Linked DNA regions of Homo sapiens: all the other regions are linked to region 1. A link is a contact called in ENCODE Hi-C or POLR2A ChIA-PET data. All regions are on one chromosome and are shown on one strand. The core of a region is the stretch at or near the end of the contact, and the rest is flanking DNA. Distances in the headings are between cores, read along the strand shown.

Evidence for each region. Hi-C counts contacts between places; a loop is a spot of excess contacts on that map. ChIA-PET counts read pairs that join two places held with the same protein, here RNA polymerase II (POLR2A). Pooled maps may share reads with other maps.
Region 2: a loop to region 1 is called in a map of OCI-LY7, with 4 times the contacts of the local background. The contact joins the enhancer-like site here to the promoter of ZNF800 in region 1. A Hi-C loop is called at or near these places in 1 of 168 maps with a recorded cell type or tissue (OCI-LY7), 2 of 37 single-sample maps with no recorded cell type and 7 of 50 pooled maps. POLR2A ChIA-PET finds 5 or more read pairs at or near these places in 1 of 52 experiments (K562).
Region 3: a loop to region 1 is called in a pooled map, with 4 times the contacts of the local background. The contact joins the promoter of LRRC4 here to the promoter of ZNF800 in region 1. A Hi-C loop is called at or near these places in 1 of 37 single-sample maps with no recorded cell type and 8 of 50 pooled maps. POLR2A ChIA-PET finds 5 or more read pairs at or near these places in 1 of 52 experiments (MCF 10A).

What each region holds. Positions count from the first base shown.
Region 1 is chr7:127,389,787-127,394,879 of GRCh38, forward strand. It overlaps ZNF800 (zinc finger protein 800), which reads right to left and starts at 2,922. Exons shown (of 6, transcript NM_176814.5): 1 at 2,274-2,922; 2 at 1,711-1,829. The coding sequence starts at 1,771. RefSeq lists silencers at 2,082-2,481, 2,882-3,281 and enhancers at 2,377-2,877, 2,722-2,851, 3,592-3,721.
Region 2 is chr7:128,105,909-128,111,001 of GRCh38, forward strand. No RefSeq gene overlaps it. Among named protein-coding and RNA genes, the nearest start is that of MIR593, 27 kb to the left of the region's middle. RefSeq lists an enhancer at 2,485-2,564. Within about 2 kb of position 3,048, at least 7 of the 41 ENCODE cell types and tissues checked have a DNase peak (open chromatin) inside an H3K27ac peak, as active enhancers do; they include OCI-LY7, where a contact is called at or near this core.
Region 3 is chr7:128,029,040-128,034,132 of GRCh38, forward strand. It overlaps LRRC4 (leucine rich repeat containing 4), which reads right to left and starts at 2,398. Exons shown (of 2, transcript NM_022143.5): 1 at 1,874-2,398; 2 at 1-1,701. The coding sequence starts at 1,601. All of the region lies in intron 16 of SND1 (staphylococcal nuclease and tudor domain containing 1), which reads left to right. RefSeq lists silencers at 2,842-2,961, 3,612-3,681.

The sequences.
Region 1 (5,093 bases), core at 1,672-4,171:
ATACAATTTTGTCTGAGTTCCTGCTAGTTGGGGAGAAAAAAAAACAAGCAAAAACATTTCAATACACGTTAAAAAGCTCAAGTCTAGAAAACATCTTTAAAGACATTAAAGTCTTCAGAAAACTCATTACCAGAACATACTAAATAAGGTATAATCACAAATTAGCTTATTTGTTTACTTCTTTATGTTTATCTCTTCCCACTCAAACATTTTATAAAGAAAGAACTTTATCTGTCTTGTTCACCACTTATATCCCCATTGCCTTCAACAGTGCTCTCAATAGATGTTCAATAACAATTTGTTAAAGAAATGAATGATCAATAAATTTCTTCCTAAATAAGATGGTTTCATTAACTAATTCAACTTCAATGATTAAAAGTGTTCTCAGAAAAAAAAAACTAGACTAAAAGGTCAGTGGAACATGAGTTTAAATGGCACTCACATCTGTATAGTTCAAAACTAGCAAACTCCATTCAACATCAGTAAAACATAAGTGATATATCTGCAGTTCAAATACACAAAATATGCAGTGTGAAAGGATCCTGAAAGTTAAACAGGTCAAGAGCAGTTCAATAGAAACTGGATCCCATCCAAGGATTGCCTGTTTTATTAGTACAGGTAAGTTATTACTGATCTCAGCAAAGTACAGTAGAGATAGGGTTGTAGTACGAATTTTATCCTCATCTGTAGCAAAGTTTTCTTAAAATGGAAGCTCTTCCCTTCTACTGATAACATTTTTTTCCATTAATCAGAAAATTACCTAAAATGAACTCTACTGTGATAAAATCCAAGTACATAAGTGCAGTTAAAATACTCCAACAAAAAGCAAGCAAATGTATTAAAAATCTAATAACTTTTAGGTCAAAAATAATGATAAACATCCGCCTTTAAACTAGAATAGCCTAGCCTTTATTTGATTTAGTGATGGTATGCATTCAATGATTCCCTTTTAAGTTATACCTTTTAATGATTGTCACAAAGCATATCAAAGTTCTAAGTAGAACTGTCAACAGTATATCAAGTTTATCAAATTAAAGTTTGCTAGTATTCTTCATGAGACTCCGAAAAACTTTTTCATATGATAAATTCAACTAAAGCAAGTTTCATTCCATAAAATACCCTGGAAATAATTATGTATTCTACCTAAATAAAAAAAGAGATTTCTCTTTTATTTCGCAATATAATATGTTCTGCCCAAGATATTTTTTTAAAGGTTGCGCTTAGCAAAACCTGATTCTCCCAATGAGTTCAACAAACTTTTAAAACCCAAACTAAACTCACTTTTAGACTTTCAGAACTACTTGCTGATTAAAATGCCTAAGAAACTTTTAATTTTTAAAGTTTCAGTGAAACAATTTCACGACAACAAATCTAGTATTCTATGTTTTCCTTTCTCTTCAATTTTAAACATTTACAGACCATAGGAGTATATTAACTGCAGGATGCCTTGAAAAAGAAAGAAAAAAGACTGAGCGACTGATCTTGTGGAAATGATTTAAGGTGACACTTGCAGTACTTTTTTTTAAGGGATCAAGCAGGGGAGACCTCTTGTTTGTACAAGCTTTTAGCTTCATAACTGGCTTATGCTAGGGAATATCATAGCCTGCTTAAGAATGACTACTGGGGCAGGAGGAAAAAAAGCTAGAAAAAAAGAGAAGGCAGAGTGGCTCTGATGGAGGGCAAAGCAACTGCGGACGAAGAGGGGTCTACCTGGTTCACAGCATCCGTGATGATGGTGGTCAGTCTGACAGTATTTGTCCCTTAAAGGCATTTTCAGTGGACTCGACCTACTTTGCTTTCACTGTAAGAAGCTCTTCATTGCGGCGTGGCTGTTGAAAGAAGCACAAACCCGTCACTCGCCCTGAACTTCCTGGGGGGCACTGGCTGCATTTTCCAGATACGTTCCCATCATCAGCTCTCCGCTTTCCCTCCACGGACCCGCACCTCCCTCTCGAAAAGAAAACAGAAAGACGCACAAACCCTCCTGCAGCCCAAACTCCCCACACAGGTTCATCGCCCTACCCGGAAACGCAGCCTCGGGTGCGCAGCGCAGGGCGAAGGCCTGGCCGGCAGCGCGGGCGGCTGCGGCCTCGCCGTCCCGGGCGGGCGCGCGGAAACGGAGCGCAGAGCGCGGCGGGCACCGCCGGGCTCCGGGACTACGGAGGTGCCGCTCCCGCCGGCTGCTGGCCCACGCCGCGCCCTCCCGCTACGCACGTGCGTTGGGGTCTCCCTGGCGGAGACCCCGTCCCCACAACCAAGTGCGCCCAACTTACTCAACTCTTAGGGCGGGCCGGCGGGCGGGCGGAAGGAAGGAAGGCAGGCCGGGCGGCCGCGGGGACAGCCTGGCGTGGGAGGCGGCTGCGGGCCCCACCTGGCGCAGCCTCCGCTGACCACGCGGGGGAACCCGGACTCGGGCCCGACGCGCTCCCAAAGAGTCCCCGCCGGCGCTGACGCGGAAGCGCCACAGCTCACCACGTCCCTCCGCGGGCCGAGACGACTGCGGCGGCGGCTCACGGCGTCCTCCGCGCTGTGTGGCTAGGCGGGAGGCGCGCGGGCGGAGGCAGTTGACAGGAGGAACCGCCCGGCAGCAGCTGCCGCCGCCACCACCGAAGGAGCCGGAACCGGAGCGGGCAGGACCTGAGGCTTCCCTCGCCGGGGCAACGGCTGCCGCCGCAACCCGGGTCCCACCAGCGCCGCTCCACCTGCAACGGTCCCTCAGGCTTTAGGAGAGGGGCGGAGAAAAATGGGGGTCTCCCCCAACCTTGGGCCTTTTCGGTGGTAGTTGTTGTTTCAGGAAACTTTATTAAGTCAGCCTCTCTTTTACTCTGTCGCCCCCTCCTCCGGAGAGCCCGAGCTACCGCCGCGGAGCGCGTAGGAAGGGGGAAGCAGAGACTCTCCGGCAGCGACAGGGAGCGACTGACTGACCCCGGACGGAGATGGGGCGAGGGCAGGAAGTGACAAGCTCACCGAGTGGGTGGGGGGAGTGTGGCCGGCACGCCCGGGAGCGCCGCGCGCATGCGCCCGGCCGGCGCCCCCGCCTGTGGGTAGGCGACGCGCTGTGCCCGCCGCGGCCGGTGGGGAGGGGACCGGGGCCGCCGGCGCGAGGGCCGTGTCCGAGGGGAGGGAACCGGGGCGGGGGACACCAGGGCCGCGGCCGGAGTCTCGGGCCGACCGAGAGCCGAAGCCCAAAGTGAGGTGTGAGGCCCGCGATGCGGCGTGCGCGCCCACGGAGACGGGCTGCTCGGCCACCAAACTGTTGCTCTCGCTGTTCTCTGTTCAGTGGAACTGAAACTCGGGGAGGGTTGGGAGAGGACTTAGGAAGCGGTGGGCAGATGTATGAGCCATAAGTAGTGATGATCCCCAAAAGGCTGTCAGTGCATTGCTAAATGGCAAAAGTTGAACATTTTTTTCCTGCCAACAATTTTCGAAGCATGCCTCCCGGAACTTGGGGATTCTTTTATCAGGCCCAAGGGAGGGAAAGCATCTATTGGTAGCAGATGGGTATTTATCCTGGCAGCTCCGCTTCTCAAACTTGAAAGTGGAGTTGGGTCACGTGGGCTCACGCACTTTCCCTCCTCTTCTGCGCCCCGATCCTGCTTGGAAAATCCTCGAAGATCCCAGTCATCTGTCAAATTCTGCCAACCAAGGGCCGCTTCTTGGGGGCGAGAGAGCCGCCTCCGTTGTTTCCTCCCAGCTCCTGGAACGTAATTCTTGCTCTTGGTGACATCAAGCAAATATGTGTCCACCGCCCGTCAGGAAATTTTAAGAGAATAAAGCCCATTCGCCTTGTCTCCGATCCTCCCCAAGATCCACTGAAAACCTTTCCAGTTGGTCCAACTTAAGCTGCCATTGTGCGGGGTCCTGAAAAAACTGAAGTTCAGTAGATAGACTTTGTTTAGAAGAGAAAAAGTTCAGTTTTCAAAATCCAAAGGAAAGTTTGTAAATTGATACATTTGTTACTTTAAAAATGTTGGGCCAGGCGCAGTGGCTGGTGTTTGTAATCCCAGCACTTCGGGAGGTCAAAGCGGGAGGATCGCTTAAGCCCAGGAGTTAGAGACCAGCCTGGCAACATGGCAAAACGCCCTCTCAACCAAATAAAAAAAAATTAGCCGGGCAGGATGGCGCGTGCCTGTGGTCCCAGCTACGGGAGAGGCGGGGGCGGGGGGCGGGATGGCTTGGGTCCAGGAGGTGAAGCGTTTGCATTAGGTCTCCGGGGATTGCAGCAGCTTGATTCTAGGGGATGACAAGAAAGGGATAGAAACGTGATCTTTAACTAGTCACATAAGTGGTATGATCATATATATCTGTCCCATAGTTAAGAGGCATCACCCAACGTGAAACTAAAATATGAAATGCCACAGTTTATAAATTAATGTAAAATAAGTTATGATACTTCTGTGATAGTGTTTGTTATGCAGCCAATAAAAATCACATTTTATATAAAATTTAGTTGTATGGAATATGCTTAAGCAACAAAAAAGAAGTATTTTGAAATGTGATATTTTAACAGTGGGCTGTAACAGTGCAATTATGAATGATTTTTATTTTATTCTTTTGTATACTTTGCAAAATTTGTAAATTAAGTATATAAAACTTTAATAAGCAGAAAAATTTTGAAACGCAGTAAGAAGGCTGTAATAATATGAAAATGGTATACACTAATAAAGCTCAATGTCACTCCAAAAAATGCAGTGAAAAAAGACTGAAAGAAACATGCAAATATCTACACTGGAGACCTCTGCGTGGTAAAATGTGAGGTAAAATATTTTCTGCATTTTCAGAGGATCTTTTCCTACTTTTATGTAATAAACATATTTATCATAGGCTTAAAAATGAATATGCAAGTCTAAATTGTTCTAACCCTGAAAAAGCTTTGCTTCAGATATATCAGTTGTTTGCTGACCAGGTGTGAGTAAAAAAAAAAAAAAAAAAAAAAAAAAAAAAACACACAAAAGTATGTTTTGTGAGCAAATGTAGTGTTATTTATATTCGAATGCAAAGTGGTCAGTACCAGAGGGTCCTCAAAATTGCTTGCTAACAGAGTAAGTTTAGACAATCTTTGAAAAATTAGAATTAGAGTCAAGATGAAATGT
Region 2 (5,093 bases), core at 1,798-4,297, 720 kb after region 1:
ATAAGCCAGATGGATCAGGCCAGTGGGGCTTAAGTAGAGCCCAGAGCCCAGCTTTCCTTGGCTGCATTCCTACAGGCAGGGGCCAGACACTTAGAGATACACTGCACCTTCCCTCAGGTCGGAAGGGAGGGGACGGAGCCCCTCCTGGAAGGCTTCAGGTGAATATAAAACTAGAGCCCTCACCACCCCAATCTGTGACATCACATGGAATCTGATGTTGTTTGATGGCATTTCGGGTGTCCCACAACCATGCCTGCCATGAAGTCATGGCTGATATTTATGCCCTGGCCCCACTCTGATCTCAGGGAGAATATCTTACCATAAATTGGCATGCCATGGCAAACAATTAAAAGAGAAAAACCTCAGTGCAATCTCAGGGTGCTCGGAAATGAGGAATTACAAGGTGGTGGCATGAAAAAATTATATAAAAATCTATTTTTACATCACAATAATGTGCTTTTATACGGGTTGTAATTTCTGGATGTGCAATAAAGTGGCTTTTACATCAGGCAGAATCAGAGTTTATAGGCAATCGGTGCTTTTATCTGGGAAAATATAGCTCACCCATCTTCACACCATCCATCCTGCAGGCAGCAGGCCTTATCTTCCCCAGCACCAGTGTCTTTGGGGAAATAATTATGCAATTAAAGTGTCAGCCCACCAACCACCCACCAACCACGCCCCCACCCCCACCCTGGGATCTTCCAACCACATCTTCCAGCTTCTGTCATTGGCTTCTTCCCCAAGGTAGAACAAGCCATGGGTCCAGGACAGGGTGGCTGAGGTACCAGACAGATGCTGGTCACTGTCTCCATTGGGCCAGGGAAGATCCTGGTGGGCTCAGAGAAAATATCTTAGGGCCAGCAAGCACTCCATAAACACCAAGGATCTGCTATGGGCCAGGCACTGTGCTGGGAGCCTGGGACCCTGTCACAATTTTGTAACAGTCATGATGCAGGCAGGGAAGGGAAAAGCTCTGGCAAAGGTCAATCCAGGGAGCTGAAGGGCCACAGAGGAGGAGTTTGGGGTGGGGGGGAGTGTGGCACTGTACTCTGGAGGCAGGCAGGTGACACAGGGGAAGGTTTGAAGACAAGTGTGTCCTAGAGGGGAGGTGCCAGCCCAGGTCATGTTTCTGATTGGAGCACTGAGACAGGCATATTACAGGACGTGGTAGCTGTCCTCAGACACTGAATGTTAGTGCCAAAACTGTCCTTAAATATTATGTAGTCTGGCCCATCATTTTATGTATTCCTTTAACATATCAGATACTATATCATCAGTCAGGGGTCCAGCAGGAAACACAACACATTCCATTCAATAAAGGAATATGCACAAAAGCATATGGGCAGAGTTTAGGGAAATCAACAAGAGATGGTACAGTACCCGGGGCCAGCAAGAGAGAGCAGTGGTTACCACCCAGAGGCCTGAAGTAGCAGAGACTGGACACAGTTAATGGCACCCTTTGAGAGGAGCTGCATGAGGGCCATCAGGCAGCTGACCTGGCTTGCTGTCACCTGAAAAGTTGAGCAAAGAAGGCCTAAGTGAATGAGACACGTTTTGAGGGGAGAAAGGAGCCAGGGGAGTAAAGCCCTGCTCTCCTCTCCTGCTCCCTTACCCCTGCCAGCGCCTCTCCATACTGCTCCCTCGCCCCTGCCAGCGCCTCTCCATACTGCTCCCTCGTCCCCTGCCAGCGCCTCTCCATACTGCTCCCTCGTCCCCTGCCAGCGCCTCTCCATACTGCTCCCTCGTCCCCTGCCAGCGCCTCTCCATACTGCTCCCTCACCCCTGCCAGTGCCTCTCCATACTGCTCCCTCACCCCTGCCAGTGCCTCTCCATACTGCTCCCTCATCCCCTGCCAGCGCTCCCTCATCCCCTGCCAGCGCCTCTCCATAATGCTCCCTCACCCCTGCCAATGCCTCTCCATACTGCTCCCTCACCCCTGCCAGCACCTCTCCATACTGCTCCCTCACCCCTGCCAGCACCTCTCCATACTGCTCCCTCGTCCCCTGCCAGCGCCTCTCCATACTGCTCCCTCGTCCCCTGCCAGCGCCTCTCCATACTGCTCCCTCGTCCCCTGCCAGCGCCTCTCCATACTGCTCCCTCGTCCCCTGCCAGCGCCTCTCCATACTGCTCCCTCGTCCCCTGCCAGCGCCTCTCCATACTGCTCCCTCGTCCCCTGCCAGCGCCTCTCCATACTGCTCCCTCGTCCCCTGCCAGCGCCTCTCCATACTGCTCCCTCGTCCCCTGCCAGCGCCTCTCCATACTGCTCCCTCGTCCCCTGCCAGCGCCTCTCCATACTGCTCCCTCGTCCCCTGCCAGTGCCTCTCCATAGCCATCACCAACCAGAAGCCAGAGATGGAGGGAGTCTGCTGGTGCCACCCAGTCAGATCTGCCTGCAGGGCAGAGAGCAGGGTGGAGGGCCAATCTGGATGTGCAAACGGGAGCCTGCCAGCATAGGCACAGATTGGGAATGATCAAACAATCTGGTCATTTGGCAAAAATAGAACAGTACACCAATGGCTGTAATTTTTATGTCTCTATAGTGCAACTTTGTAGGTTTTCTCATCGCACATTTTTGGCTCACCACAACCTATACTCAGTGTCAGCTTTGACAATCTTACATGACACTGTGCTCTGTTTCACAGCTAGGGAGCCTGCATGATACAGTGGAAAAGAATTCCATGAGGCCATGTAGATGGGTTGGAGGCAGGTGAGATGGCAGTCCTGACGCAAGTGCGGAACATGCCCACCCTGAGGTTCTGCATGTCTCTTTTTGACATGTACCCCCCGCAAATTCCTCACATGCTCTCATAAAAGGACGGGGTAGGACATCTATAGCAATATTCCTTGAGGTGGTGGGAGATGGAGGGCCCACTCCAGGGAGACTGGTTGGGTAAGATGCAACAGAAGCAAACCATGGGACTCAGTAGCAGGAAGGAAACTGTGGTTCACATAGAGCATGCAAGAGTTCAAAGCAGAGCTGAGTAGAAAGAGGAAGACAGAAGTGAGATTTGTAATTCTGAACCACTCAAATAGGTTAAAAATAGCACTCACAGGCAACAAACGCATACGCATGCACACACACACACACCATTTTGCACTCTTACAAACCAAAACACTTTAGAATGGTTGGCTTTTGAAAGGAGAGGGAGAGGAGAGGAATGGCATTGAAAAAGGATAAACAGCCCCCTAAATAAAAAGAAGAGAGCCTAGACTCAAGAGACAGAACACACCTGGGCTTCCATCAAAGAAGCTGTACTGTGTGTGACCTTGGGTAGGCGTGTTACTGAGTTGTTTCATCTTGCAAACAGGAGGAAACGGTAATAAATAGATCCCGAGGCATGTCAATGTGACCTAGCTAGACCTGTCTGAGACGCTGATCCACCAAGACCTGTTCCCAGGTGGGTTGACAAAGGCCTGTGTCCCAACAAGTGTAGGGCAAAGGGCAGCCTGGGCCACTTGGAGGTGACCCAGCAGCAGCTGTGTATATGTGGTCAACATACGCGACACATCCAGAGCTCTGACAAAGCCCCTCAATCCAAAAATATGTCTCGCTGCCAGCATCAGGGGTTCCTTTCTTTGAGCTAAAGCCTCTTCTGTATCGGGGGAACCCGCCCCCAGTATTTCAACGTAGGCTCTTTCTATTTTCCATAAGTGTCAGCCAGCTGAGAAATAAGGAGAGAGTACAAAGAGAGGAATTTTGCAGCTGGGCCGCCGGGGGCGACATCACATATCGGTAGGACCGTGATGCCCACCTGAACCTCAAACCAGCAAGTTTTTTATTAAGGGTTTCAAAAGGGGAGGGTGTCTAAGAACAGGGAGTAGATCACATGCTTCAAAGGGCAAAAAGGAGAACCACTGATAAGGGTCTGTCTTCAGCAGTGCACATATTGTCTTGATAAACATCTTAAACAACAGAAAACAGGGTTCGAGAGCAGAGAGCTGGTCTGACCACAGATTTACCAGGGCCCGGTTTTTCCCCACCCTAGTAAGCCTGAGGGTACTGCAGGAGACCAGGGCATATCTCAGTCCTTATCTCAACCACATAGGATAGACGTCCCCAGAGCGGCTGTTTATAGACTCCCCCCAGGAATGCATTCCTTCCCCAGGGTATTAATATTAATATTCCTTGCTAGGAAAAGAATTTAGTGATATCTTCCCTACTTGCATGTCCATTTATAGGCTCTCTGCAAGAAGAAAAATATGGCTCTTTTTGCCCTACCCCTCAGGCAGTCAGACCTTATGGATGTCTTCCCTTGTTCCCTAAAATCGCTGTTATTCTGTTCATTTTCAAGGTGCACTGATTTCATATTGTTCAAACACACATGTTTTACAATCAATTTGTACAATTAACACAATTATCACAGTGGTCCTGAGGTGACGTACATACTCAGCCTATGAAAGTAACAGGATTAAGAGATTAAAGTAAAGACAGGCATAAGAAATTATAAAAGCATTATTTGGGAACTGATAAATGTCCATGAAATCTTCACAATTTATGTTCCTCTGCCACGGCTCCAGCCAGTCATTCCATTCGGGGTCCCTGAGTTCCTGCAACACTTCTGCACAGAAATGCAAAATACACACACACACACCCCACCCCGCCCCTAGGACTCATTTTGTTAGCGATCATTAACAGTTTCAGCCATTAGCTCTCAAGTTGGTTTGAATTTGTTGGTAGGATTAGCTCCCTATCACCTGAAAAGCTGAGAAAAGAAGGCCTAAGGGAATGAGACACATGTCTGAGAAGAGACAGAAAGAGAGAATGTGTGTGTGTGTGTGTGTGTGTGTGTGTGGCAACTACTGAAGGTGGGTAGGATGCTAGGGGCCTGGGTTCCCCAGGGAAGGCCCTGGGTTTGAAAAGAGCCCCAAATGAAGCCAGGATTGCTGAAGACAAGCATGTGAGTTTGCCAAGAGCTGCCCAGGGGTCTGAGGTGTCAGTCCACCCCTCTGCTCCCCACTCAGGTAGGGGCAGGTCCGGAGCTGCAGCATGACAGGGAATTTCAGGCCCGGAGGTCTTCCCACTTGTCACCTCTGTTTCTTCTTCTCTGCCCAGGTGGTGCACATTCTGAAAGGCTCAGATTTCTTTCATT
Region 3 (5,093 bases), core at 1,148-3,647, 640 kb after region 1:
ACAAAGCAGCCAATGATGATCTTGGTGGTCTTCATGACTTCATCCAGGCTGGTCTGCATCTTGTCAGTGGTGTCTGTCGCGGGTACTGCCACCTGCTTGGGCACACGGGTAGTCTGAATGAGCACCGTGGTAGAGGTGGTATATGCCGGCTGGTAACCAGTGGACGTGGTAGGAACAGGCTTGTACTTTCGCGTTGTGTCCTCAGGCGAGATCTCCGTGGTCTCCACTGTTACTGTGGTGAAGAAGCTGTAGTTGGAGGTGTTAAGCTCAGCCGTGCTCACATTGAGGTAGGCCGAGGCGTTGGAGTTGCCTGCAACATTGGTCACCATGCATGTGTACACCCCAGTGTCTGAAAGCAGCACGTGGGAAAAGTTCAAGGTGCCGTCGTTGAGGACAGAGATCCTTGGGTGGCGGGAGGCGTGGCTGAGCACTGTCCCATTGGGCAGCAACCACTTCACGGAGGACATAGGGGGAGTCCGACACTTAAGTTCTGCCATCCGACCCTCAGAAATGTTGAGGTCTCGAGGTGCGTCCATGATGAAGGGGGCAGAGCACTGGAAGGAGGCCTGGTCCACCTCCACGAGGTAGCGGCCTCGCATGTGCATGGGAGCATGACAGCGGCCACAGCAGGTGGAATTGGTGGGTATATACTCTCGAAGCCACCAGGCTAGCCACAGAATGTCACAATCACAGTTCCAAGGGTTGTGGTGTAGATGCAACTCCACCAGGTACCTCAGCGGGGTAAAGAGGTCATGGGGCAAAGAAGAGAGGTTATTGTGGGCCAAGTTGAGTTCCACAAGTGAAGCCAGCCCGTCAAAAGCATTCCGCTCAATCAGGCTGACCTGTGAGTTCATGACCCAGAGCTTCTTGAGGGAGCTCAGGCCATGGAAGGAGCCAGGCCTGATCTCAGGGAAGTGGTTCCCTGACATCTCCAGCTCCTCCAGCCCCACCAGGGGGGTGAGATTGGGCATGTCTTTAATGTTGCACATGCCCAAGTTCAGATACTTGAGGTTGAACAGCCCCTCAAAAGCTCCCTCAGAGATATACTCCAGCTTCTTGAGCTCCCCCAAGTCCAGGCGCATGAGGGAGGGCACCCGGTTGAAGGCGTAAGAGGGGATGCTTTCGATGGGGTTGTTGCGAAGCCAGAGCTCCCGCAGCTTGGACAGGTATTCAAAGGCCCCGCTAGGGATGACTGTCAGCCAGTTGTCGAACAGCTCCAGGGTGTTGAGGCTGGCCAGGCCGTTGAAGGCCCCCACCTCAATCTGCCGGATGGAGTTCCTGCCCAACTGCAGGACCTCCAGGTGGTGGAGGTGGCGGAAGGTGTCGGCCTGGATCATCTGGATGTTGTTCTCCATGAGGTTGAGGTACCGGGTGTTCGAGGGAATACCCTGCGGGACCTCGGAGAGGCCCCGGCGCGTGCACACCACCTTGCTGAACTGGTTACTGCACGAGCAGACGGAGGGGCAGTTCTGGGGCCCGGCTGAGGCGGCAGCAGCGATGGCTGCACACAGAATCCACACTTGCGCCGTGAGGTAGACGAACGGGAGCAGGATGGCATTCCAGGTGTGGTGGTGCACAGTTACCTGCCACAAGAGCTTCATGGTGTGGCACGTTCATAATTCACCATCGCCTGGGATTTTGGCTCGGAAAGGAGAACCAGCCCTACCCCGGCTTAAGTGAGCTAGGAGCTCCTCTTTCCATCTGGAGAAGGAGGTGGGGAGGGGGCGATTAGAGAGACGGAGCGGATCGGCCGAAAAAAATCCTGCCAAACTCGAGCGGCCCCTGGTCTCCCAACCCACCCTCAAGGCAAGCCCTCCGAAAGCTACGACTCTCCCACACTGCAACCGTCCCCACCCAGTTCGCCGTCACCTACCTCGGAAGGAAGGCAGGAAAGCACTGGCGTGGTGTCCTTAAGCTTTCTCCACGGGAGCTGGGCACCTCGTTCCCATTCCGACTTCTTAGTTTTAATTAACAAAAGGGGGAAGTGGTGGGGGCGGGGAGGGCAGAGGGGAGGGGAGGGGAGGGGAGGGAAGGGGTGGGGGAGACAAAATGGCCTCTAGTAAATCCGGAGCCGGAGCCGGCGAAGCCGCGGAGTTGAGGCGCGCCTGGGAGAGCCAAGGCCCGGCGGGCTATGCAGGTGCATGCCCCCCCCTCCGCCCAAGGAGCGGCGCCACCAGCGCTTCCCGGCTTTGTCCTTGGACCCTGGCACCGGCTCGCTCCAGCCGCGGGGGAAGGCGCTTCATCGCCAAAGTGCGCTCCGGCGGCCCCGGCCCGCTCTGCGGGCCGCCGCCGGAGGGAGTGCGGGGGCGCCCCGAAGCCGCCCAGGCCGCACTCGCTGGATGCTGCGCTCCCTCTCCCGGCGTCGGCCGCTCCGGGCCGGCGGCAGCTGATTGCGGTCGTGAGCTCGCGGAGCGGCGAGAGTTAAGAGGAGGTGTTCGCGGCGCCTTCGCCCTCCCCAGACACACACCCCCTTTCTCCTCGCCTCTTCTCGGAGGGTGGAAGAGACAAAAACGGGGGGTCAGTTCTCCAGTCCGCCGGCTGCCGGCACGCGGGGCGGCGCTCCGTCCGGCCCCCGAGGACCAGCGGCGTGGCGGCTGCGCTCGGACCCGGTCCGCCGGCCGGAGGAGCGCGCGGCGCCCGCGGTCGCGCCCGCACCGCAGGCCCCTTCAGAGAGTCCGGGGGCGGGCGCGGGTCCGGCGGCGGCGGCGGCCGCAGCCCCCGGCGGCGCGCAACCGCCCGTCGCCGCCCGCCGCTGCCCGGCCCCCGGCGCGCCGCCGGCTCCGGCTTTGTGCGGAGGGAGCGAGTTCGCGGCTTCGGCTCCCGGCGCCCTCAGTGGCCGCGCCGCCAGCGGACTGCTGCAGCGGCGTGAGCAGCGGGGGTCGCGGCTGCGGGAAACGCTCCGGAGCCCAGGAACATAGTCCCCGCTGGCTAGCGGCGGCAGCAGCAGCAGCGGGGCCCCTGCGCGCGGCGCCCACCGTCTCCTCCTCGCGCCGGGCTCGCGGTGTTGCAGGCGGCAGCCACGCAGACTGCTCTCTCATCCTTTTGTCCTTCAGTCAGAACGTGAATGTACTGCTGACGCATACTGTTCTGGGAGAAGATTAGCGTGATGCAGTGCTCTTATGTATTAGCGCCGCTCCCCCTCCGTCGCCTGCCTCGCGGGGTTAACGCCGGCGCCTTCCAGCGCCGCGCCGGCCGGCGCCGCGCAGCCCCGCGCCTCCGGCCGCCCGTCTTCCTCTTTCCTCCTTCCTTCCTCCTCTCTTCCTCTCTCCCCCTCCCCCCTCCCCCCTCCCCGGGCCGCTTCCTCCCCGCCCCCTCTAGACGAGCGGAGCGGGGCCAGGGCGAGCGGGCGAGCGAGCCGGAGTGAGCGTCAAGTGAGGGGCCGCGCGCAAGTCGCAGGCGTTCGCAGCTATTTTGGGCCGGTCGGAGGGAGCAGTTGGGTGGCCGCTGATAGGCTGGAGCGGCGCGGGGCTGCGGCGGGAGAGCCCGCGCCGGCCCCCGCCCTCCGGCCCGCACCCGGGGCCCCCTGGCTCTGAAGAGCGGGGCTCAGGGGCCCGGCGGCCCGCGGCGGGGCTGCTGCATTTGGCCTGCCTCTCGCCCGGCCCGCGTCATCCTCACCCCCGCTGACTGCTGACGGGGCGCGGACTCGCGTTCGGAGTTCGGAACTGCGTGGTGGGGACTCGGGGGACGGCGGCCGGGGCCACGAGGCTCCCAGGACCGAGAGCCCGGGCTTCGCTGCTGCACTGCCGCCAGCCCCTCCTTCGCTTTGCCTCACCCCTCCTGTGCTCTCACTGGGGCTTTAAATGAGGGTTTCCTTAATGAGGGTTGCGGGGGCGGGAAACAGTGGCAGGAATGACCAAGTGTGATGAGCTGGGGAATGGCAACCTGGGACAGCACAGAGGCCGGCAGGAAGGATTGAGGTGAACTCCCGGAGCCCACGACACAGCCCGTTCATTCATGGAGCTGCAGCCGCGGCTTCTCAGTCTTCGCTGGCCGGAGTCGCCCCTTGCTCCCCGCTGCCCCCAGAGAACTGGGGGAAGGGAGGCGGGCGGCTGAGCCCCCTGCCCTGTGAGCTCGCCAGCCCTTCCTTGGCTAGGACTCTGAGAAGAACTGCGTAGCAGCCAGGGGTAGCGATTGGGAGTGGGGGTGGAATTCTTGCTCCTATTTCTGGTAGGAGACCCTAAGGCATTTGACAGACTAGTGTAGGAGAAGGGGACTAGGTCAGCTTTTTCCCACCCCCCTGAAAAAAGACTGCCCCTTTCTCTGCCGACTGTGGGTGAGGCAATCTAGCTGAGCCCTGGGAAGCCGGTCCAGTAGAATATAGCATGGTTTAATATCCCTTCCCTTCAAGAGCTGCCTCCAGACTCCTCAACCCACCCCTCTCCCCGTGTGATTTCTGGCAGGCTCGCTTGATAAACCCTCATCACCTGCGCGTGGGCTGTTGCTTAAGAACGAGGAGGTCCCAGATTTCTCAGCTCTCTGGTTTCTACCACACCTATTTCTGAGTATTGTCTTTTGCCCAGTAACCTGAACCTCTTTAAATACGCCATGGAATACTTGAAGTCCTGGAAACGGTTCCTTTGTAGGCAAGTTGGAGTCCCCATTCTTTGCCAAGACCTTTCTGTTATCATTTGCTGTCAAATAATAACCTTGTTAGTTTCTGTTTATTGAACCCTTACTCTGTATTCCACTGCAACCCTATTATTCATTTTATATGAGTCAAACGTTGCCTAGGGTCACTAGTAAGTGATAGTGGATTTGAGCCTCAGCACGTCTCAGATGTCAAGAAACTTGGGTGTGGAAGTGATTCCCCAAAGTATTCTCCTAGTGGGATGAGAACTCAGGTTTCATTCATCCACTTCAATAGTCATTTACTGGGATGCTTATCTACTATGTACTATCCACCATACCAAGAACTTATATCTGTTCTTGTTTAATCTTCATTTACCCAGTGAAAGTAATTGCCACACTTGTCTCCATTTCACAGATGAAGGCACTTAGCTTAGGCAGGCAAATAACTTGCCCAAGGTCACACACTAGAAAGTAACAGAGCCAGCCTTTCCATCCAGCCTTCAAACCCTGAGTCCGATGTTTTC